3 separate regions of the Homo sapiens genome follow, and all the other regions are linked to region 3. The links are chromatin loops, found by intact Hi-C in ENCODE. Cell type or tissue: GM12878. All regions are shown on one strand.

Region 1 (8,000 bases), 220 kb after region 3:
AATTAGAGTGGCTTTAAAACTCTACTTACTCACATAGCATAAACTCAGCTTTTTTCTTCACCAAATGTCTAACCTATGTGGCTTAGGGGTCAGTTAGCGGATCCTGTGTTCTTACTTTAAACTGTTAATAGAAGGAGAACTGAATGCCCTTAGTGTTTATGTTTGCAGCCACCAACCCCACAGACAGTCCCTCCTTCTGCTCTTGCTGCACTAGGGCCACCGTCTCACAGCTGGTATTGACCATCTGCTGAAGTTCTAAAACCCACAGCAATGTGCGTCCCACTGAGCTGTTGGCTCTGGTATCCCAGGTGCCTTCCTTTCTGTTCCTCCCGCCCCACCTCCCAGGCCATGGCAGGGAGATAGTTCTTCTTTTAGGGTGCTGCTTAGCTATCCTGTTTAGGCCTCCAGATACATCTTCGATGGGACAGTGTTTTAGATTTGCACAATCTAACCATTTTCCCCCAAGACATGCATTCACAGTGCCTGAGTTCTGATCTGGACAGCTTTTAGTAATGGCTGCATATTAGGGAGGAAACCAGCACTCACTGCCCATCTCCGCCCCATGGACTTCCCTTGGACCCTTCTCTTGGAGACTCCTCTTTGGGCTGCCCAGTCCTTCCTGTGTCCTGGGTCAGGGTCACTATAGTCTATCAGACCTTTTATAACTTTGGACTTTGAAGGGAAGTAGACGAAGTTTTGATTATTTTCTTTCCTCTGTGCCCTTCTAACCATAGGTAAATCTTTGGAATCCAGGAGATAAATGATTTGCATCCCTGTTCTATGTTCTTTGGGAAATAATCTGAGCCCCAAATGCCAGTGGACACATTGGATGTTGGGTGAGGGCACTTCCTCTTGAAACCAGCTCAGAAGCAGCCAGATTTCCCTGATCCAAGCCTCTCTCAACTTTCTGAGGCTAAAGTATTTGAGCAGGGATTGGAGAACAAACAAGCCACTATGCAGAAGCAGGTTGGAAAGCATTATGGGCAGATGGAAAGTACAAAGATGAAAACTCATGCTGCATTTGGAAAGCAGCAGGTATTTCAATGCGTGCAGAATGTAAGGTGAGCAGTGGGACCATTAGCAGATGAGGTTGAAAATGTACTGGACTCTGTACTGTAGAACTCAGAAAGACTGTGAATGCTATATTAGGGAATTGGGAGTTTATCCAGTGGCTATTGGGGCCACTGTTAGAGATTACTTAGCACACAGCAATGATGCTGGGTTAATCAGATCAGGCCAGGCATTTCTAGCATGTAAGAATTTGGAGTCAAAGCCCTTTCTACTTCCAGGCCTGTACACATGCGTACCCTGCACACATGCATACCCTGCAAACAGGGCAGCCCAAAGGGCGTCTTATATAACAGGATGGCACCATATCCACATGGGCTGAGATTGCTGTGTGTCTCTTCTTTAAACACATCCTTTTCTTCAATCTTTCTTTCTTTCTTTCTTTCTTTCTTTCTTTCTTTCTTTCTTTCTTTCTTTCTTTCTTTCTTTCTTTCTTTTCTTTCTTTCTTTCTTTCCTTCCTTCCTTCCTACCTCCCTCTTTCTTTCTTTCTTCCTTCCTTCCTTTCTTTCTTCCTTCCTTCCTTTCTTTTTCTTTTCCTTTCTTTCTCTCTTTCTTTCCCTTTCTTTCTTTCTTTCTTTCTTTCTTTCTTTCTTTCTTTCTTTCACTTTCTTTCCTTTCTTTTTTCTTTCCCTTGCAGAATTGGATGGAGAAGCCATCTTAACACTTTGAAAGATAAAAAAAAATCATCTTGCTAATGTCTGCTTATATTGATTAAACATTGGTAAACAATTATAGTTTCAAATAGTGTTAAAGCTAGAAGTGAGCATGAAGGGAAGCAGCCTTTAACTTTTCACATACACACTGTAACTTTACAGCTCTTACTGAACTTTGCTGTTTATAGATCTGTACTTATGACTAGGCTTTGCACTTCTTGAAGGTAGGATTTATATTTTAAATTATTGTGTTCCCAGCCTCTACTTTTGTGCTTAACTCGTAACAGGTATAATGACTGTTTATTCAATGAAGAATTAAATCAGCAAATCCACTACTATAGTCTCCTCGTTGATGAGCAACAGACCATGAGATTATTTAGAATCTCTTGCCAATTTCTTTACTCTGGAGCTGACTGTCACAGCATCCTCTTCCCTATATAGGGTTATAGGTTGGAGGGAGCTGAGGATGAATGTGTGCCCTGTGAGAAGGTTAAAGGGAAGAAGCAGTCATCACCTGCTGAATTCTATTGCTGGCTACAGGAGATGAGAGCCCAATGCAGGGTTGCCAGGAGTTTCCTGCTTGTCCATTGTCTTCCCCACTCTGTGTCCAGTTCTCTTTTCTGATCACTGGTCCTGATAAGCACTCTGACCCCCCACCTACCACCAAAGTGCTTTACTGCAAATTTAAATAGATAAATCTATAAAAAGCTAAGAAGCTTCCATGGACTTTTCTATACCTGCCTCCTCTACAGTCCCAATTCAGCAGCTGGGTGTGCCAGTTTCAAGATTTTCTTGCAAGCTCTGACCCTCTCATCCATGCCAGGGCTGGCTAGGGTACACCAGCTGTCTAAGGTCTAATTCTTATAAATCTCTACTTCAGTAAAATTCATAGAAGTTCTGTTAGTCTGAATGAACTCTAACTGATATGTGTGTATAACACATTTTATTTAGAATATAAATATGGCTTATATATCTGTATAAGTTTTATTCTTCTTCTTTTTTTTTTTTTTTTTTTTGAAATGGAGTCTTGCTCTGTCACACAGGCTCAGGTACAGTAGCACAATCTTGGCTCGATGCAACCTCTGCCTCCTGGGTTCAAGATATTCTCATGCCTCAGCCTCCTGAATAGCTGGGATTACAGGCATGCACCACCAGTCCTGGTTGATTTTTGCATTTTTAGCAGAGACAGGGTTTCACCATGTTGGCCAGGCTGGTCTCGAACTCCTGGCCTCAGCTAATCAGCCCGCCTCGGTCTCCCAAAGTGCTGAGATTAAAGACGTGAGTCAGTATGCCGGGCCAAGTTTTATTATTCTTAAAGTTTGATCATTTCTATGGCTTCATAAGCATACAAACCCACTGGAGGAAGGAATCATTGCTGTAGTTACAAAACACTAGCTTTTGGACCCAGTTTTTCATTAGGCTTCCCTGTTCTCATTGGCCCTGGAGTTTTAGTTGGAGTTATTTCACAAGTCAAAAGGTAGATCCTGAAAGATGTCATTCTTACTCAGATCAGGAAAACCACAGCTGAGTGTTTCTTGTAAGCTCCAAAGCGTGTGTCTACTGTGGCCAACCACAGCAATCATGTTCTCATAGCCTAGTTCACAGAGGAGAGGGGGAAGTGGGGCTGTGACAAATGCTGAAGAGCCTGTCTCTGAGTCAGAATTAAGTTATGCAAGCACATGCAAATACACACACACACACACACACACACACACACACACACAGGCACATACTGCAGTTCAATTAGGGAAGAAGATCCTCCATGAGAATTATGGGATCAGAGCTTCATAGGAATTAGACCTTAGAAAACTGGTCTGCACTCACCAGCCCCAGTGCTGGTGAGCAAGTCAGAGCTTGCAGGGAAACTTCAGAGGTAGACACATTTATTCACTCTATTGAAACTGTGGAGGAAGCTGGTACAGAAAAGTCTGTGGATATCTCTTTAACATACTAATTCAATTTTTTGGGATATATACCTAGTAGTAGGATTGCTGGATTATATGATAGTTCTATTTCTATTTTTAAAATTTTATGGACCTCCATAATGGCTTTGCTAATTTGCATTTCCCTTGAAAATTGTGGTAGGATTCCTTTTTCTCCACATCTTCATCAACACTTGTTATCTTTTGTAATTTCTTTTATCATAGCCATTCTAACAAGTGTAAGAGGATACCTTGTTGTGGTTTTAATTTGCACTGTCCTCATAATTAGTGGTGTTGAGCATTTATTTATATACCTGTTGGCCATTTGTATGTCTTCTTTTGAGAAACGTCTATTCAATTCCTTTGCCCATTTTTAAATCAGGTTATTTGTTTTCTTATTATTGAGTTGTTTGGGTTTCTTATGTATTTTGGATGTTAACCCATTGTCAGATCCATGGTTTGCAAATATTTTCTCCCATTCCGTAGGTGGTCTTTTCACTCTGTTGACTATTCTCTTCACTGTGTAGAAACTTTTAAGTTTGATATAATGTTGTTTGTCTATTTTTACTTTTGTTGCCTGTGCTGTAGGGGTCATACCCAAGAAGTAATTGACCAGACCAATGTTGTGGAGCTTTCCCCCTATGTCTCTCTAGTAGTTTTACAGTTTAATTCCTTAATCCATTTTGAGTTAATTTTTATGTAAGGTGTGAGATAAGGCTCTAGTTTCAGTATGTCAAAAAACATCCCACTCCCCTGTTAATTGCAACTTTATTCACAATAACCAAGATATGGAATCAAACTAGGTGTCCATCAATGGAGGAATGATAAAGAAAATTTGCTATACATACACAATGGAATACTACTCAGCCTTGAAAAGAAAGAAATCATGTCATTTGAGACAGCATGTGTGAACCTGGAGGACGCTATGTTAAGTGAAATAATTCAGGTACAGGAAGACAAATACTGCATGATCTCACTTTTATGTGGAATCTAAAAAGAAATCTTAAATTCAGTCAGGCACGGTGGCTTACGCTTCTAATCCCAGCACTTTGGGAGGCCGAGGCGGGTGGACCGCCTGAGTCCAAGAGTTTGAGACCAGCCTGGCCAACATGGTGAAACCCCATCTCTACTAAAAATATAAAAACTAGCCGGGCATGGTGGTGGGCGCCTGTAATCCTAGCTACTTGGGAGGGTGAGGCAGGAGAATTGATTGAACCCAGGAGACAGAGGTTGCCGTGAGCCAACGTGGTGCCACTGCACTCCAGCCTCGGCGACTGAGTCGAGACTCCGTCTAAAAAAAAAAAATCTTAAATTCACAGAAACAGAGAATAGAATGGTGGTTACCAAGGTCTGTGGGGGATCCAGTTGAGGATACGTTGATGGGTCAACTGCCTCTTCGAACAAAAAGATATACAATTTAAGTTAGATAGGAGGAATACATTCAAGAGATCTATTTTATAACATGATGACCATAGTTAATAACAAGGTATTTTATTCTTGAATATTGCTGAAAGTAAATTGTCAGTGTTCTTACCACAAGAAATGTTAGTATCTGAAGTTATGTATATGTAAACTAGCTCAGTTGAGTAATTTAGCCATTACACAATGTATACATATTTTTTTAAAAAAACAGAAAATAAAAAGAAAACAATGTATGCAGTTCTGCATAGAAATCTCTAACATGTATGTATTGTTTAAACCAGTTTTCTAAGTGTGTATATTTAAAACTTTCAGAGGCAAATATACATTCGTGAACAAATGATGAATGAGTCAGAATCAAATGCTCAGTTGACAATATTAATGGTGCCTTGTTAGTTTGCAGCTTTTATAAAATGTGATGATGCTTATAATAATAACAGTTTCCAACATGTACAGGCGCTAGGGGTTATTTCTATATTTGTAAGGTTTCACCACACTTAAATTCAGTAAAGCTATTTAACGCCTCTGCCTGCAAAAACTGTCTGTGGAAGGTCATTAGCCAATTGTAGATGCATCTCTGAATTTTCAGCAAAGCATCTCTCTCTCTCTCTCTCTGCCTTTCTCTCTCTCTCTCTGCCTGTCTCTCTCTGTCTCTCACACGCACACACACACATACAGAAACACATACCCTCATACACACTTGAAGTTACTATAAAAATCCCATGCTTTTATCATTGGTTAGCCTCTTCTACTTTTATATGACATTAGATTTTCTGGTTTAAGAGCTAATTTTCCCAGAAACAAGAATAATAAAATTATCACAACAATTTTTTTAACATTTTAATGATATTCTAATCTTTCTAAAGCACTTTTACTTTTGGAACTAACCACAATGGGCAGGTATGGGCCCCACAATGGGCACTGCAACCAGTGCCCGCACTGGACTGGATGTTATTCCTCTTCAGCAGAAGATGAAGGCCCAATTGGTGAAGTGGCTCAGTGGAATCAGGACTTGAATGCAGATTCTGCTGAAGACCTGTCCAGGGAGAAACTGCTCTTCCCTATCATGCTGCTTCTCCTTAAACACCAAACCAGACCAAAAAATTAGAATTGTGTATACACATGCAAAATAAATGACATAGGCGCCTAATTTGAACTTCAAATAAATGCAATAATACTTATCCTAGATAAAGCAGAATTTGGAAGATGATTTCAATAAATCCACAATTACATCTAGAATAAGTCTTCTTAACTGGGCACCCATCCATTCCTTGGCTTCTGGAAGTTCTCGGATGCCTTAAATTATATGTACAATGTCTATAATGTAAGCACCCGAGAGAGGCCAACACATAATGGCTAGTTTATGTTGAGGTGCTGGATACTCATCTCCAACAGACTCTGTGTACCAACCCACATGGCCTCCTGAGGCACAGAGAAAACGAGTCTGTGCACAAGATTGCTCTACTCCCCTTATACAGAACAATACTTGAGTTCTGAGCAGCCCTCCTACCCCAAAGAGCAGAATCACTCTATCGTAGTGATGTTCTGGTTTCCCACCTTGGAATGGGAGGAATGTAATAAAAAACAAGCCCATTCTCCCCATCAGAGCTCCTGCTGTTGGATACTTCCCGCCTTAACAGCTGAAAAAGAGGCAATTTCTGATGAGGAAATTGGATTGGGTTGAAGAAGAGTCACAAATACCTTCTTATTTGCTCCTGACCCACTAGTGTGTACTAGGGAATGCCTGGCCTCGACCTTTTCTGAGGTCAAGGCTGCTACAGAGGAATTTATTCATTCCTTAGGCTCACATAAGAAGATATTTAACAGAAGTTTGTTGAACAAATGAGCTAAGTGTCAAGAACGACACAAGGAAGGAGCAGGGCAGAGTCAGCTCCTAGAGAGAAAGAGAGTTTTGTTATGCGGAGCTCACTTTTACTTCCCCTAGCAGATAACTTTCTCCTGCTTCTTAAAGAGGCCATGAGGTGGGGCAGGGGGGAAGGGGATGGTGCTAGTTTAGGGAAAACTTTGGGATTATGCCATTACCCCCAAGTTTTTGCAATCAACTGTTGGAAGAAAGATCTTAGACAAATTAAATTTAACAGAGTTTGTTTGAGCAAAGGAGCAATTTGCAATCAGGTAGCCTCCCGAAACAGACTCTGGTGCTGCTCTGTAGTATAAGATTTATGGAAAGAGAAAGGAAACTGACATACAGAAAACAGAAATGAGATACAGGGACAGCTGGATAGGTTATAGCTTAAAGTTGGCCTTATTTGAACACAGTTTGAACAGTTAACCATCTGTGATTGGCCTAAACTCAGTGATTGGCACAAAAGTAGGTTATGGTCTGTTTGTATACCCAGTTAGATTTCAGTTCACTGTGTATAGAGAAACCTTTAGGCACAATTTAAAATATGTAAGGGGGCAGCTTTAGGCTACATTTAGTTTAATACAACCAATAAGTAGGATTCCTGGGCTGGGGGCAAATCCAAATGAATGAAAAGAAGCTCTGACCTGTCTGTGGTGCTTTCTACTTTTGCAAATGTCCTGTTCTGTGGAGAGCTGCATAAACCAAATAGCTGACATGAAAAATAACTTAGGGGAAAAGGAGACATATACTACGGGCCCAGTGAAGCAGGGAGAAACTTAGGGGCCATGGAATTTCGAGTAAGACTCACAGACTCACAGAGAGGGGAAAGGGGTGGGGGGTAATTCAGGTCTTGTTGCTCTGTCAGAATCGCAAATTGCCCTAGAGGATGGCCAAGGACATCTCAAACCCCTCCAGCCACATGCTACTTCAGTGATCATGCACATCAGTAGCTTTCAACTATGGCTGAGCATTGGGACACTCATTGGGATCTTTTATGCTAAAGGATTCTAATAGGTGATCAGCAAAGTGAATAACCAAGCCCAGAGAAGCAACAGGGGGAAAGAATGCTG
Region 2 (8,000 bases), 61 kb before region 3:
CTTCATCTCAATGCTCTGAGCCATCTCAGACAAGTCATTTAGATGAAGAAGCTAATTTTCCAAGAAGAGCTAGTAATACCTGCCACCCAGTCCTGCTGTAAGGATCGGGGAGGAAAAGGAGGTCACAACTCCTGGCAAAGAAGGGATGCTTGATTAGCTTAATTCTCACTCGGGTGAGGAGCCCATCTGTGGACTACGTGCCAGGGAGCTCCTGCTGTGCTTTTCATGGCAAGAGGAAGAGCAGAAGCTCCAGCCTTCCCATCCCATGGGCTTGGCTGTGAGTCAGGTGGCTCCACCTGGACACCTGTGGGCATCCATGGGTAGCTGAGATACCGGGGCTGTCACAGCACCTGCTACTCTCTCTGTCTCTTGGACCAGAGCCCTCCAGCCAGTGCCCACCTGCGAGGTACAGTCATTGCAGTCCCCTAGCCTCCCGCTAGGATCAGGACATCCACCCAGAAACCAGGCAGTCCTCCTCCCTGAGTCAGATTCTGCTTTTCAAAGGGTTAAGGAACTTCTTGCATATCCAGAGGGTAAGGATATCATCATTCTCCAGTATCATACAGATGTAAAATGACAGGGCAAGGGAGTTAAAGTAGGTCTGGCCTACCTAACTCTGAAACTCCTGCTCTTTCTAATACTATCACTCTGCTTTTCACACCAAAGAGGAATAACAAAACTACCTTTCTGACTGGTAAAATAAAGCAAATAAATAGATAAGGAGATTAATTTTAAAACTGGTCCACCAAACTTTGCCAATTTCAAAGTCTTTTTTTTTCACTATAAATATTTCTTAAACTTTTGAGTCCTGCTAATTTTTTTTTTTTTTTTACTATACTATAGACATCAGGGATGGCATTTTTTTTTTTAATCAGGCACAAATTTCGGTGTCTCAGACTGACCACACCACTTTTGGTGTCCACAAAGAGAAAGTTGGACTCCAGGCTTTCTCCTGTGGGAAAAAGCACACAAACCACTGTCCTTTTACCTATTCCTTCACACCCATGGGTGGAAACTGTCTGGGTGCCCTTCTAGCATCATGGTGCTCGGATATCTTGTCCCTGCCCACCACACACCCATGCTGGGTGACAGCAAATGCTCTGTCCATGGGAAAATGCTGCTACTGGAAAGAGGAGTGTTCTGAACACCAAAGCCCACAATCTCAACCATGGCCTCTCAGGAAATCCCTTTTCCATGGGCGGCCACATTGGCATCATTTCTCAGTTCATCTTCCAGAAAACACCTCCTGTCCCCACCAAGAAAAGGGAACTGGGGCTCACAGTGATCCCACGGTACTTACTGCCTGTTCATAGTTCTTGGCACCTGGCGGGTAAGAGGGATCTTCAATTCAGCCTGTGGAAACAAAAGCAAACGCGTTACTGGAACTTCCACATCATGTTTTAATTCTGGGGAACAAGCCACTGTTGCTGCTTGTTAAAATCGGATACAGGTGCTGGTTTAAAGGAAATGACAGAAAGAGAATCAATCCAGGTCAAGAATTGGCTTATTTCTGGAACACAGTTGGGGAGGGGATTTCTTTCTCTGACAGGCTGTCCTCTTTCTGTCAGCATTCATCCCATCTGCCCCCGGGAGCTGAGCAAACATAAACTGAGCCTGGTTTTCCCTGGCGTGCAATTGTGTGCTTCCCCTGGGCACCGAGGGCACGTTAGCCAGGCTTGGCTGGCTCTCCTCTGAGCCAGAGCATGCAGAAAGGGTGCTTTTCATTTCCAAATGTGGCTTTACCATAAAATATTTATTGCAAGTTACAGTTCTATATCACTTTACGTAGAATGCAACATTTTATTTGAGCCTTGTATTCACCCACATAGTAAAGATTATTAGTGTTATTTACCATATAAATTAGCAGCAGAGACCCTGGGAGTATTCAGTAAGGGCTTCGTATCAATGATCTCATATAATCTACTCAAAGGCCCTGAGAGGTGTAAAGGATATCAGCTGAGGTTCCAGCAAGAAACAGATGACACTCTCAAATTGGGTAATTTGAGAACAGCTTAATAAAGAGACCATTTAAAAGGTGTGGGCAGGGTAGAAGGAATCCACAGAAGACAGTGAAGTATCTGGGAGTGGTAACAAAAGGGCGCTGTCACATGCCTGGGCTTGGAGGGATTTGGGGACCAGGTAGGCACTGGGACACAGAGACAGGTCTCTCTTTCTGGGTTGCGGGTAGAGGAGCTGTGGCTTTCAGTTGTGGGACCTGCAGGGAGGGAGCTGTGTTGGGTGGAATGAAAATCCCCATCTCACGCTCCCTCTGCCCTGGATCTCCTGATGCCATCTCCCATTGGCCAAACTCAACAGAAAGCCAAGGGCGAGGAGCTGTTAATATGGTTTTATATCTATCAGCTTCCCTGGGCTCCCAGATGAGAGGAATAGGGTAGAGAGTGGGTTTTACAGTTAGACAATGATACCCAGGAAGATTTAATTATGTGACCGAGAACACCCATCCCGCAATAAGAGCTGAGGTCCAGAGGACCCAGAAATTTCCATTTCCTAACCTGTCAGCATATGGCACCCCACTGAGCCTTCGGCATTTTTAGTATATTCTGCCATTCATCTATCCATTCATTCACTCATCCATCTGGGAAACTACCATTTACTGAAAATGTACTTTGTGCAAATATTGTGCCCAGTGAGACACAGTCCCTGCCCTTAAGCCACTTCTAAAACTAAGTATAGTATAGTTCCTGCATCCCTCCGTGACATCCCTCCTCTTATTAAAATGTTTTGCAAAAAACAGATAATTGTAAAACAAAACATAACAAATCCTAACTCTGTCTTGGAGAGCCAGCCAGGGTGATCTTCATAGAGGAGATAATACTTGAGCTTTGTCTTGCCAGGTAAGTCTGGGTCTTCTGGGCTCAAAATTAAGGGAGGTGTTCCAAGCAAATGGAGCATCATGCGCAAAGGTGTGAAGATGTTACAATGTATATTGTGCCAGAGTGGCTTTGCACATTTTGGTGAAACTGGAAGGGTTGGTAGCTGGGATGTTGGTAGTACATGAAAAAGAATGAGGGAAGGTCCCTTGGATTGAGATGATCAAGGATCATGCATGCTAAGGGATGGGATCTGAACTTCAACTGTGTGATCTTCAACCCATACTCATAACCCATACTAAAGAACTTGAACCAAGCTCTATGTCCTCTGATACCCTGTGTATTTTCCTCTGCCCTCACCCACCAGCCTCATCCCCTCGTCTTATGCTTGTAGGTCAATATTGACAGCAGGGAAAGGGGAGGCGGCTGTTAGGCTTTCATTCACTGATGGCCCACTGTGGCAGTGTGTAGAGTGTCTAGTCCATGGTCTCATTTGGAAGTCATTTCCATCATGGCAGTGGGGAAGGGGACTTGAACTTTCATCAGTGTAATACAAAGAATGCACATCAAATACTGGAAGGGTCCTGGACTGGAAGTTGAGAGACCTCTGTTCAGTTCCAGTGCTGCCATTAACTAGCCGTGTGGCCTTGAAGGAACACTTGGACCCTCCTAGTTTATAAATAGTAGTATCAATATCTTTCTTTTACAGCATGTCTTAAGTGTGAAATAAACTGAAACATATGAAAATGTCTTACAAACTATGAAATGTTATGAAACACGGATATGCAATTACTTGCATAGCAAAGCAAAGTTTGCAAGTTGCTTTAGCATCAGTCATGTTATATTTGGGTATGTGGGGTTATTGATGACAATTTTTGAATATTAGTATTTATAGAGATTAAATTACTTGATTACAGTCATACAGGACAAATCCATCCCCCATCCCTTAAGAGTATCTACCACTTAATGATAGCTGCTTATACAGCTACTTCATTCTTCAGAATGCATTAAGTAGCATCGAAATGGGACAAAATAAACTAGTCTTTACGGACAGCTCCCTGTGTGCCTGGATCTTGGCCAGTTCTTGTGTACAGAGTAAGGGGACCACAGATGCAGAACAGTTCCCTGCAAGGCTTATGCCTCAAATCAGAGTTCTGGCAAGGTGGCCAATGAAGCTGCTTTCCAGCCCCAGCCCTGCCATGCACTGTGCAGCTTTGAGTAAGGCATTGGAGCTTTCTGGGCTTTCGTTTCTTCACCTGAAAAATGAGCAGCTTAGGCCAAATAGGTCTTTTTCAGCTCAAAGAAATGGAAATAGTTTCATTAAAAAAAAATACAATCCATCAATATTTGGTGACAAAAATGGTTTCAAAAGTTAGAGTATGTCATTACATTTCTTATATTTTATTGTCTTCTCCAATAGAGCTCTGTGCAGAGCCAAATTGCAGGAGATTCTGCCAAATTGCTAACACCTAGGATAGCAGGGATGGAAACGCAAGGGATCAGGGAGGAATCCTTAATTTTTGCCTTATATGTAAACCTCTGTATATTATTTGATTGGTAATATCAGTGCTTATTAGACTTGTATTTTGAAATTTGAATAAAAGTTAAAAATATTAGTAGCTTTTGAGAGATGCAAGCACTTTATTGTATAAGAGTTTAAAAATATTATAGAGAGATCCCAAACTCTTCTGACATTTTAAAAAGCAGAATTTGAGGCCAGATGCAGTGGCTCACACCTGTAATCCCAACATTTTGGGAGGCCGAGGCGACTGGATCACCTGAGGCCAGGAGTTCGAGGCCAGCCTGGCCAACATGGTGGAACCCGTCTCTACTAAAAATACAAAAACTGAGCTGGGTATGGTGGTGGGCGCCTATAATCCCAGCTACTAGGGAGGCTGAGGCAGGAGAATTGCTTGAGCCAGGGAGGTAGAGGCTGCAGTGAGCCAAGATTGCACCACTGCACTCCAGCCTGGGCAACAAGAGTGAAACTCTATCTAAAAAAAAAAAGAAGAAAGCAGAATTTGAGGCCTTGGCAACCCTTACCAGAGACTGAGTTAGCCACAAAGTGTCATCAGCAAGACAGAAGAGATGGCATTCTACAGGGGAAACAGCTGTGCTCTACTCAGAATGGCTGACACCTTGAAAGCACCATACTCTGATCTAATCTTAGCCATCGTGCAAAGGATGTGGTGAAGTCAGTCAGAAAGAGTCTTATGTCCCCTGGCTTTTTGAAGGTAATAAATTATAGAGAATACAAGGCCCTTCCCTTCCTCATGTGTGCATTTTCAAAGACAAGGCAGTGAACACAGATCACCTGTTATATATCCCCCATCTCCCCACCTCAGTAACCTCATAGGGTCTGTTTTATGATCCTCATTTTATACAAAACCAAACAAGTTTTAGTTATAAAGGAAATAATGTATACCCTGATCCATTTCCAAGACGAAGTGCCTTGAATTGGCTTAGGTCAGCAAACTATAGAAGAAACAGCTTCCCCCCAACTTAGTTGCCCTCACCTGAACTAAAGAAGCTTAGTCTAAGATAAAAGTTTGCTAGTACGCAAAATAGCTCGCTTTGTCTCTTCTTATCAGCCTACGCAGCTACTTAGGTCGTAAGTCAAATACTTAAAGAGCCCCTAAGCTAACTAAGATTGCAATGCATTGTGGGCTGCGACAAAAATGCACCAAGACAACCCTAAAAAAACCACCTAAAGTTCCTGCCTAACAATCAATAGGCAATGTCAGGGAAGATTGTGACCCCATAGTACTCAGACTACGAGGAAGTGGGGGAGGGAACTGCGCACTATGGGATAAATTGCTTGTTGAAACTGTGCTAGGTGTGAGTGCATGCCAGACACTGGATCTTGCAAGACTGCCATTGAAAGTCTCACTTTTGCGTTCTCTGGATCTGTGAGTCCATTCTCTGGGTTTGAACAGGTGAGTTTGTTTCTCACAGTTATGCTTTGGGACAACTGTTTAACCATTCTGAGCCTCCGTGTGCTTATCTGTAAAATACGGGTAATACAACAGCTACCCTTAGGACTCTTATGAAGATTACATGAAAAAATACCATATCTAAGACATGGGGGAAATAGTGGTTAATATGAATCTGAACTTGAAGATTAATTAAATGCCTTATATCACTTTAAGTGCCTTAAAGTGGCACTTAGTTAGAAATGAAAGATGCTTAGGTAAGCATTTTTAGGTAAGCATCTGCTAATAACCACTGATGTAATCATAGAATCTTGTACCCGCCTATGCTTTGGAATTATCTGGAAACCTTAAAAAATATAATGTCCCAGAAAGTTTGATTCAATTGTTTTAGGGAAAAGCCCAGGTATGGACATTGTCTAAATGTCCCAGATATTTTAACAGGCAGGGAGGCAGAAGGGAGTGGACTTGAGTGTCAGTCTATTCCCATCTCCATCTACCCAGCACCACTGACTGGCAGCTTGTCAGTGAACACACCGATTTTTCTCATTCTTATGGAAAGCACCAAATAATCACATGTTCATTCACCTTGCTGTTCCAAACACATCTTAAATAGACATTTAGGAACTGGCACTGCTTGTAAATAATCCTCCATACACTTAGAATTATTTCTGAGTCAATTTTTAGCGGAATGTTTTTAAAAAACCTATCACATCCAAAGATTTTAACAATTTGATCATGGAAAAGTTTTCTAATCATGTCAAGCATCAATTTCTCTCTCAGGTCTTATTTATAGGCAGTGAAGAAGTAAAGTCCAGGCTCTTGCAATTGTACAGGGTAGAGTTTACTACTGTATCTGCAACTATTTATGAGGCTTTACAATGTGCCAGTCACGTTCCAGATCCTAGGAATTAGAGAGCATAGAGCATAAGGTATTATGGGAACACAGGGAAAAATATGCCCCAGAGGGATCTACACAGCTTTCTATGGAACAGGTTCTTACCCAGCTTCACCACAACTCCCCTCAGAAGTAACCCCAACTCCCCTTCTCTTGCCTGATTGCCCTGGACAGAACTTCCAACACTACGTTGAATAGGACAAATGTCCATCAGTGATAGACTGGATTAATAAAATGTGGCACATATACACCATGGAATACTATGCAGCCATAAAAAAGGATGAGTTCATGTCCTTTACAGGGACATGGATGAAGCTGGAAACCATCATTCTCAGCAAACTATTGCAAGGACAGAAAACCAAACACTGCATGTCCGCACTCACAGGTGGTAGTTGAACAATGAGAACATATGGACACAGGGAGGGGAACATCACACACTGGGGCCTGTCAGGGGGTGGGGGGTCTGGGGGAGTGATAGTATTAGGAGAAATAACTAATGTTAATAAAAAAAGAAGTAACCCCAACTCCCACATGGACTATGATAATGGAAGGGGAGGCAGGACTTGTAGGCTGTGGAGCGTCAGCCTTGCAGGTCTTTCTCCAACAGGTCTTACTTCAAGATCTGACCCAGATCAAAGAGTATGCAACATCTTCTTGCCTTGATTCGGAGACCTTGAGAAGCTGGAATGCCCCAGAAATGGAGCACAACTCATGGTGTGTGTGCATTCACTTTCTGTAGCAATTATTTCAGTTTCTCTTCCTGGTTAGCCACAGAAATAAAGCCCATGCATAGCTCTCTCTGTCAAAGGAATGACACTGAGGTGTCATCTGTCAGTTTTGCTTGTGGAACCCGGAGTCACAGCAGGGCACTTGGCATGGGTGATATTAATAGGTCCAGAGTCGACTCTGCTGTGGGGAAGCTGAAGGAAGCTCTGAAGGTATCAAGAGGAGACCACACCCTACTTTCAGGGACTCACTGTCAGGGAGGGACCAGGCAGAAGGAGACGTGTTGGGTGGAGCAGTGTGGAGGTACAAAGGAGCCCAGGGTCCTCCAGGAGTCCACAAGGAGAGGCTGCCTGTTTTCATGATGCCAGCTTATTTCTCCAACAAGAAAAAACACCACTGTACTGAGTGCTAGACGCCAATGCAAATCTAATTGCAAATGCCAACATGGGCAATAAAATTGCCTGAGTGTATACCAGGGCTTAAAGCCTAGGCAAAAGGGCCAGAATATGCTCATAATGAATTTACTTTGGGTTGGAACTCTGTGCTTTCATTTCATTAATACAGTTCCCATATAATTTATTAACCCTGACCTGGAACTCTTTGGGGATCCAAAAT
Region 3 (8,000 bases):
GGTGAGGGGACAGTCATCAGAATGCTGACTGCAGCCTTGTTCGTGAGAAGAGGGAAGTGGAGACAGCCAAGCTGTCCAACACTAGAGCAACGAATAAGTAAAATACTGGAGATGTAAATAATGGAACACCAGGCAGCAGAGAGAAGAAATAAACTAGAACAGTGGTTCCAGGACCAGTGACATCAAAATCATCTGATAACTTATAAGAAGTGCATATTCCTGGGCCCCAACCAGTTCTAGTGAATCAGAAAATCTGAAGATGGGGCTTAGCAATTTTTTTTAACAAGCTCTCTAGGGGATTCTGCATACTGTGCTCAAGGTTGAGAACCACCAAATTAGAGGTACACATGGATAGACACGAAAACAGTCTTACGTTAAAAATATTTTGCCTCCTAGAGGGTATCGTACAATGTCTGGAGACATATTTGGTTGTCAGAACTGGGGAAAGGCTTCTGGTATCTACTGATGGGGCCAGGGCTACTGCTGAACATCCTACAGTGCGAGGGGCAGCCCAGGGCAGCTCAGCACAACAAAGAATTATCCAGCCCTGAATGTCAGGAGTGATGACACTGAGAAACCATGATGCAACTCCTTCACAAAACCTCTCTTGTCTCCCCAAAAACAATATTTGCCAAACGTTTTTAGAAGAATACACAAATACCATGAGTTTTTAATTAGGTGTTCCATTGTTCTATTGTGAAGAACAAACAGGAACAAAGCAACATTTTATTCTAAAGAGTGTGTGTGTGTGTGTGTGTGTGTGTGTGTAGCTAAAAGCATTTATAATAGTTGACCTTAGTGTTGAGAAATAACATGACATGATGCCTGAAGCAAAATCTCTTGGCTTCCCCTTGGTCAACAGGTACCTTTACCAAAGAACTGCTGCAGGTTTGCCATCACCTCAGTGGTCACTGATCTGTGTGTGATGTATCCTTTCTTTCTTTCTTTCTTTCTTTCTTTTTTTTTTTTTTTTTGAAACGGAGTCTCCATCTGTCACCCAGGCTGGAGTGCATTGGCGCCATCTCCCACCTCCCGGGTTCACACTGTTCTCCTGCCTCAGCCTCCTGAATAGCAGGGACTACAGGCGCCTGCCACCACGCCTGGCTAATTTTGTTTTTTTTGTATTTTTAGTAGAGACGGGGTTTCGCCATGTTAGTTAGCCAGGATGGTCTTGATCTCCTGATCTCGTGATCTGCCCGCCTTGGCCTCCCAAAGTGCTGGGATTACAGGTGTGAGCTACCACACCCGGCCCCTTTCTTATATTTTTAGCATATACCTTTGATATTATTCTTGACTTGTATGTTTAAACGTATCCAAGTTTGATCACTTTATACAGCAATTAATTATTCTGTGGAATCATATCTTTTGCCATGAACTTCAACCCAGATGCATGTTTTATATGATGATTTCTGTTAATTTCCTGATAATATATAATCCTTGTTAATATCTCATACTCAAATCTTTGGATCATTGCTAAGTGAGAATGGCTGCTTCCTCTTCTGAATTTTTCTCTTTGTGTCCTGTTTGGCACTCTGTACCTTTTAATTTAGGGTCTGGATTGTCTTTTACTGGTCTTACACCAGTCAGAATGGCTATTACTAAAAAGTCAAAAAATAACAGATGTTGGAGAGGGTGTGGAGAAAAGGGAAGTCTTATATACTGTTAGTAGCAATGTAAATTAGTACAGCCTCTATGGAAAACAGTATGGAGATTTCTCAAACAACTGAAACAAAACTACCATTTCATCTAGTAATCCCACTACTGAGTATCTACCCAAAAGAAAATAAATTGTTATTTGAAAAACAGGCCCTCACTTGCATGTTTACTGCAGCACCATTCACGAGAGCAAAGTGTCAACCTCAGTGTCCATCAAGGGATAAATAAAGAAAATGTTACACACTCACCCACACCCACACATACCCACTCACACACTGAAATACTATTCAGCCATAACAAAGAATGAAATCATGCCTTTTGAAGCAACACTGATGAAACTAGAAGCCATTATCTCAAGTGAAACAATCAGAAATGGAAAGTCAAATACTGTCATGGTTTGCTCTTGATGTCCCTTAAACCTCTATACTGTAAGAACTGTAAGGAACGTTGCAAAAGTTTGAAACATATAATTTATGTATAATTACCTGCCCATTAACTTTTTCCCCATGATATTTACTTGACCACGTTTCATTAAATGTTTAAGGTATAATTCTTGCAAATATGAAAGATCACAAAAGATGCATGTTGGAAATTTTCCAGAACGGTTACTATATTCAGTATCAAGACAATACTTTTACTGCCATTTGTTTTTGAAAAACAAATGGATTTGAAATATAGACACTGATTTATATGAATCAAACCTCTAAGTTTATCCAAAGAAACCAACAGGATGCTGAGTAGCACAATGTGAGGTGATGATTAAAAGCCAAAAGATATGGCCAGTGGCTGTGTTGGCAGTGGCTGTGGGGCCCTAGTCACGCCACTGCATCATGAGTGTTTCTGGGCACCTACCTGGCAAGCTCACGGTCTGCATAGCCACCATCTGCGGCCACCCTGGCTCATCACTGCACCATTGAACCTCACATTGTAAAGAATTTCCTTCCATGGTGTGGTGCTCCTGCAGTTTTCCCCCATTTCACTAAGTGATACCAGCATGCCCTCAACTCTGAGAGTCATTATATGACTCATCTGTTTCCCTCACCTTCAATGTTGGTCTATTGTCAAGTCGTACTGATTGTGCTCCCTCCAAAATATATCTGAAAATCTGCCTACTATTCATTCCCATTCAGCCTTCATTGGTTCTTGCTGGATAAATATAATGACCTTGAACTCTACATTGAATTTTTAATCTTGCATTTGAATACATTTCTGGGTGGCTCCAAATTTCCCTTTCCCCTACCTCAAAAGGGAGTTGCAACTACAAGTGAAGTATGTCCTACTCTATAGATTTAGAAATAGAACCACCGCTGAAATACATGTTCCCAATCTCCCAGCACGTTGAGATCAAAGGGAAAAAACCCAACCGATCAAAATCGTACATGCCTCATGTACTGGAAACTCCAGAACTACTGAGAGTTTCATATGGGTCTATTCTTACTTCATTGTGGTCACCTCTGGTTTACAACTCATATGTACGTTTAACCATTTCAGTGTATGAGGGTTTTTTTTAACCATCACATGCATACTGTATCTATTCCCCATGGTACCATCTCAAGCATGGAATTCATTCGCTTAATTAATTTACACTCACATGCACACATACACACACACACATCTTTTTGTGTGTGGACTTTACTAAGGTTTAGTTAGGAAGGAAAGCTACAGATTTCTTAGGTACACGTGACATTGTGATACACGCATACAATGTGTAATAATCAAATCAAGGTATTTAAAATATCCAGCACTTCAAACATTTATCATTTGTGTTGAGAACATTCCATATGTTCTCTTCTAGCTACTTTGACATATACCATAAATTATTGTGAACTATAGTCATCACACAGTGCTATCAAACATTAGACCATATTCCTTCTATGTAACTGTTTTTTTGTACCCATTAACCAACTTCTCCAGAAATTTGCACAATCATTATGTATTAGTTTTAGAAAAAGAATTATTTACTTCTCATCAACAAAAACTTCAAATGAACTATCAGATATTCTTTTTCTGAGACAGTCTCTCGCAATGCAACCACAGGGGATTTCTCCCCGGGTGGTTCGGGGCTCCCAGTCCTCCAGTCTCATGCCACCGGGCTACCCATTCCTCTCCTCTCATGCAGGGGTTTTTAGCCACATCTTTTGTTCCTTAGTTTCTGGTAATCACAATTCTCAGGCTTTTTCTATAACCTCAACTTATGAATGTTACTTCAAAGAAAGACAGATTCTTCCTAAGAGGAACTCTCTTTCATCTGTTAAGATATTTTGTTATTCTCTCTTAAAAGGGGCTGAAGATTTCCACTCATGTTGAATGTTTCTAACAATTTGAGTTTGATATTTACCCTACAGTTATTAACCAATAATTTCTTATGAGTGTGGCATCCTTTTTGTTGCTGCGATATCATCATGGTGTGCAAAATGTGTCAAGAATTCTGCTCTCATGGAGGGCAGAATCCATACATGTAGTAGTATCAGTTACTGTTAAAGTGTAACTACAAAAAGAGAAGGCTTTGCAAGAAAGGAATTCAGTCCTGTGAAATCATACCACATGCAAATCTAACGTAGTCTGAAGTTTGGTGAGTTTGAAGCAGTGGTTTGTTCCTAAAGGATTAGCAACGGTCTCTCTGAGTGGTGGGGCAGGGGACAAGCCCTAGTGAGTAGTGTTTGCTGATTTTCATGTTGTAAATGTCCTCATTATGGCTGATTTCAAGCAATCAATATGAATGTGGAATTGGGAAGACAAGTGCAGTAGCCACCATCATATAGCATTTTTATTATACAAAAATGACCTCAAGATTATAGAGTACAATGTGGTGAAAATAATTAGAAAGTAATGAGTTTTGCATATTTATTACCTTTGCTTTTAATATATTTATGAGTTTATGTAATTTCATTTTTAATAATAGCTCTGTTGAACAATCAGCTCATAAAATGTCTGAAAATTTAACAGTCAGTCTTTGTGAGCTCATTTAAGCTACATCTGGCACATTACTGAAGGTTGGGCGGATTTAACAGGATTTGAGGAGCACACAAAGCTAGCAGCCCCTGCAAAGGCCCTGTGGTGAGAGAGAGATTGGCAAGGCTGTTATGGATTTTTGAACTTCATCTTAATGACAAGTGAAAAAGCTACAGGTTTTTAAGTAGGAGTGAAATGGTATGACTGAACTTGGAAAAGTCCTGTGGTGAGACGAGGGGGTTTTCCACTGTCACTGAGTGGTTTTGTTTGAATTTGAGTAAACACCCAAGGACAGGGGTTCAAGCTCTGAATGGGGACTAGCCTTTTACATTCCATCTAACTCTGAAGTTCCATGGCAATCAAAGACTAAACTTGTAGAGGAGAGGCAGAAGAGGTGAGAATTGATGAATTAAGAACCTAGAAGAGGTGTGTTGCACATTATAAATATATATATGACAGCAACTCGAGGACCAAAAAAAAAAAAGCCTTATCTTTAAAATAAATAGCCACAGGAAGCCAAGTGAGTCAGGTGTTTTTTCTCTCTCTCCCTCCTCATGGGTTCCTATTTTTAAAACATCACTTCCTTGAAGTGTCAGACAATTATATCTGCTAATATATTTTTGCCAACATGATCCTAAAGAGAATAATATGAATTATTTATGCTGCTCCCTTTTGGCGGGAGTGAATAGGACAGTAAAGGCTCTGACATTTCATTTTAGGAAATTTCTAGTGCAGGAGATTTCAGAAAGCACAACCCAAGATTAAGAAGACAAATGAGCAGCTTCAATGTAGAGGGAAAATAATCCACCAGCAATTCCAAGCCCCCCTTTCGGTTATAGCTGTCAATTATGGCATTGGCTTTTATTTCCCCTATCCCCAGGTGATAGCCACAGCTTCCTGTCTCCTCAGCTGCCTGTCTTGGGGGTGCCTCTGCCAGACCTCTTTCATGGCAAGAGCCCTGATGCCACTACAGCCCCCACGTCTGCCCATAAACCCTGTGCCACAATCCACCTCTTAGTCACCAAACTCTTCAAGTCACCACCACCCCGGACATTCATGACAACAGCCCACCTTCCCCCCTTCACTGCCCGTTCAGATCTTGTCCCCATCAGTCCTGGGCCAGGTGAGTCTTAAGAAAAACACCTTTGGAGACAGTCAAGTTCCTGCTTCATTATGTATTAACCATGTTATACTTGGTAAGCTGGAGAAACTCTCTTGGTCTTAGTTTTCTGATGTATAAAATGGGGACTTTTTTTCCAAGTTAGGTATTGAGAAAATGAGTGTTTCAAAGTGCCTAGCACCTTCAGTGAATGATAGCACATTGCTTTCTATGATTATTAATTTTATGCACTACCTGGTTTGCCATGCATCTGTGTGTTTTTCAAAGTCCTGCTAATTTATTCATTCTGAGCATCTGCCATATGCCAGGCACCATGCTGTCCATCTTCTTTTGCTGGCTGTAGTTGATAGGAGCTTGTTGTATTTTGTCCAGAGATGCTTTTATCACTTTTCATAGAATATTAGTTCTGTGTTGCTGCTGAACTAAGTGCTAGAGTTCTACAGAGAATGCAGCAATGTGTTCCAGCCCCAGAGAGTTGACATTCCTGCATATCCATCATACATAAGTGCCATTCTCCTGAAGAGTCGTTTCTGAATATATATTGCTAATGTTTACTTCCTAAGAGTGCATTTTTAAAGTTAGTCTATGGCCAGCTGGCCCATTAGAGATACATATCTTTTTCTTTTCTTTTCTCTTCTTTTTCCTTTGGAGTGGAATAGGAGAAGACAAACCACTACTCAATAAGCATCTACTATGTGCCTGCACTTCTGTGAGGTTTATAGTCATTATCTCATTTTTTTCCCTAGAACAACCATATGAAAAGCCTTTCTTTACGTGGTTTTATAATCAAGTTAGCCAAAAGTCAGAGAGGTTAAGGAACTGATTCCCAATCGTAGGATTTGCAAAGCCTGAACCTGGGCTTCCTGACACCAAACCTGGGCATTTTGTTGCATGCAATGCTATAAATCTACGATTGATTGCATAGTTCCACCATTCTGGTCTTGGGCCCACACATATCTCCTCTCACAACATTATGGCAAAACTAGTTACATTGTACTGTCAAGTGAGACAAACCTGGCATTACCCAGCCGAATCTTTCCCTCTTCTTTATCAGAGAATTCAGGTCACTTTTACTCAGGACCAGTCTGTTGAGAAGTTTGTCCTTTTCGTGATTGAGGGAAGCATAACAAAAGTAAAGTTGAACAGACTCACCATTGAAGACACAGCAATTTAGCAAGAAATATGACTAAATGACTTGCAACTGTATTCACCATGTGTCTTCTAGATTATGGCCAAATCCCAGCTGCCATCACAAAAATCTTCTTCGATGTCAAAATTCCTGGTATTTTACATCAGTGCTTCTTCAGAAAGCTCATCCCTTTCTGGCCCCCTTGTAAGGATCTTGGACTCTGGGGATCTTGGTCTATTTGATGAGTACAGTGGTCAAGGAGAGCCAGATCAGACAGAAGCACCTGCCTGCTACCCACGGGGACATGAAGTTGTTAACAGCAGCCTGGACTCTGCTGGCTCTAGGACAAAGCAGGTGAGCTGAGTTGAGGTGGGTGGCGGGGGCGGGTGGCACATAAGCCTGACTCACACCTGCTGTTGACATCAAACAGTCACATGTTCCTATGGTGCCTGTTGTTTATGTCAATGAAGGGTAAGCCCTGAGGTCAGGAAACTCAAGATTTCTCCCATCCGAATGTTCCTAGAGTGAAGACGGCAAATGTGCCATCTCTTTTCTTTCTTTATTTAGAGGCATTCTATGTAAGATCAGGATGCTAATGCTTTGTTATGTCCATTGAAAATATCTTCTCCCAAGATGGGACTTGCCTTCTCACTGTTTTCATGGAATCTTTTGATGAAAATAAGTTCATATTCCATTTCACATTGATTGGTGGTGGTTGCCTGCAGCATAACTTTACAAAGAGTTCTGAGATCCTGGGCTGGCTCAGTAGGAAAGAGAACTATGATCTATTAGAAATGTCTGACAACCATACAGGCCCCTGGGACTGTTGTTTTATAGCCCTGGAATAAGCTAGCTAACTAGTCAAATGGATTTCAGCTCACTTTCCTGCCAAGGTACCCATTGGATAGAACTCTGGGAGCATGCAAATGCAAAGACAGAAATTCATGAAAGAAGCAGAGATAGTGCAGACTTTCAGTAAATAGTAGACACACACACGTAGATCATTTCTCAAGGAGAAAGGTACATTTTACCTTCCTAGGGGAGGTGAACTAAGCTCTAGATTTGAAGGATGAATAAGTTTAAAAAGTAGAACAAAATTGTATAAGTTTTCATATATGCAAGACTAATAAGTTCTAGAGATTT

The links. Peaks named below come from ENCODE experiments on the same cell type or tissue, not always from the same donor. Only the 100,000 strongest peaks of a DNase experiment are listed, where the experiment ranks them.
Region 1: it touches region 3 in a loop (3-fold over the local background); 2 of 110 quality-filtered maps call a loop at or near these places.
Region 2: a loop joins it to region 3, with 3 times the contacts of the local background. A loop is called at or near these places in 4 of 110 quality-filtered maps.

Annotation. Positions count from the first base shown.
Region 1 is chr4:10,951,681-10,959,680 of GRCh38, forward strand. No RefSeq gene overlaps it. Among named protein-coding and RNA genes, the nearest start is that of LINC02498, 220 kb to the left of the region's middle. RefSeq lists a silencer at 6,705-6,999. In GM12878, no CTCF peak of the experiment used is centred here; a DNase peak (open chromatin) is centred at 3,301.
Region 2 is chr4:10,666,559-10,674,558 of GRCh38, forward strand. It overlaps CLNK (cytokine dependent hematopoietic cell linker), which reads right to left. Exons shown (of 19, transcript NM_052964.4): 2 at 1,301-1,353. The coding sequence starts at 1,311. Among named protein-coding and RNA genes, the nearest start is that of CLNK, 14 kb to the right of the region's middle. RefSeq lists enhancers at 4,750-4,859, 7,668-7,737. In GM12878, no CTCF peak of the experiment used is centred here; DNase peaks (open chromatin) are centred at 4,973 and 7,443; H3K27ac peaks cover 2,547 bases.
Region 3 is chr4:10,727,648-10,735,647 of GRCh38, forward strand. It overlaps a transcript of CLNK not described here. Among named protein-coding and RNA genes, the nearest start is that of LINC02498, 5.9 kb to the right of the region's middle. RefSeq lists enhancers at 1-29, 180-229 and a silencer at 4,713-4,762. In GM12878, no CTCF peak of the experiment used is centred here; DNase peaks (open chromatin) are centred at 2,617, 3,104, 4,188, 4,854 and 1 weaker place; H3K4me3 peaks cover 1,196 bases; H3K27ac peaks cover 5,400 bases.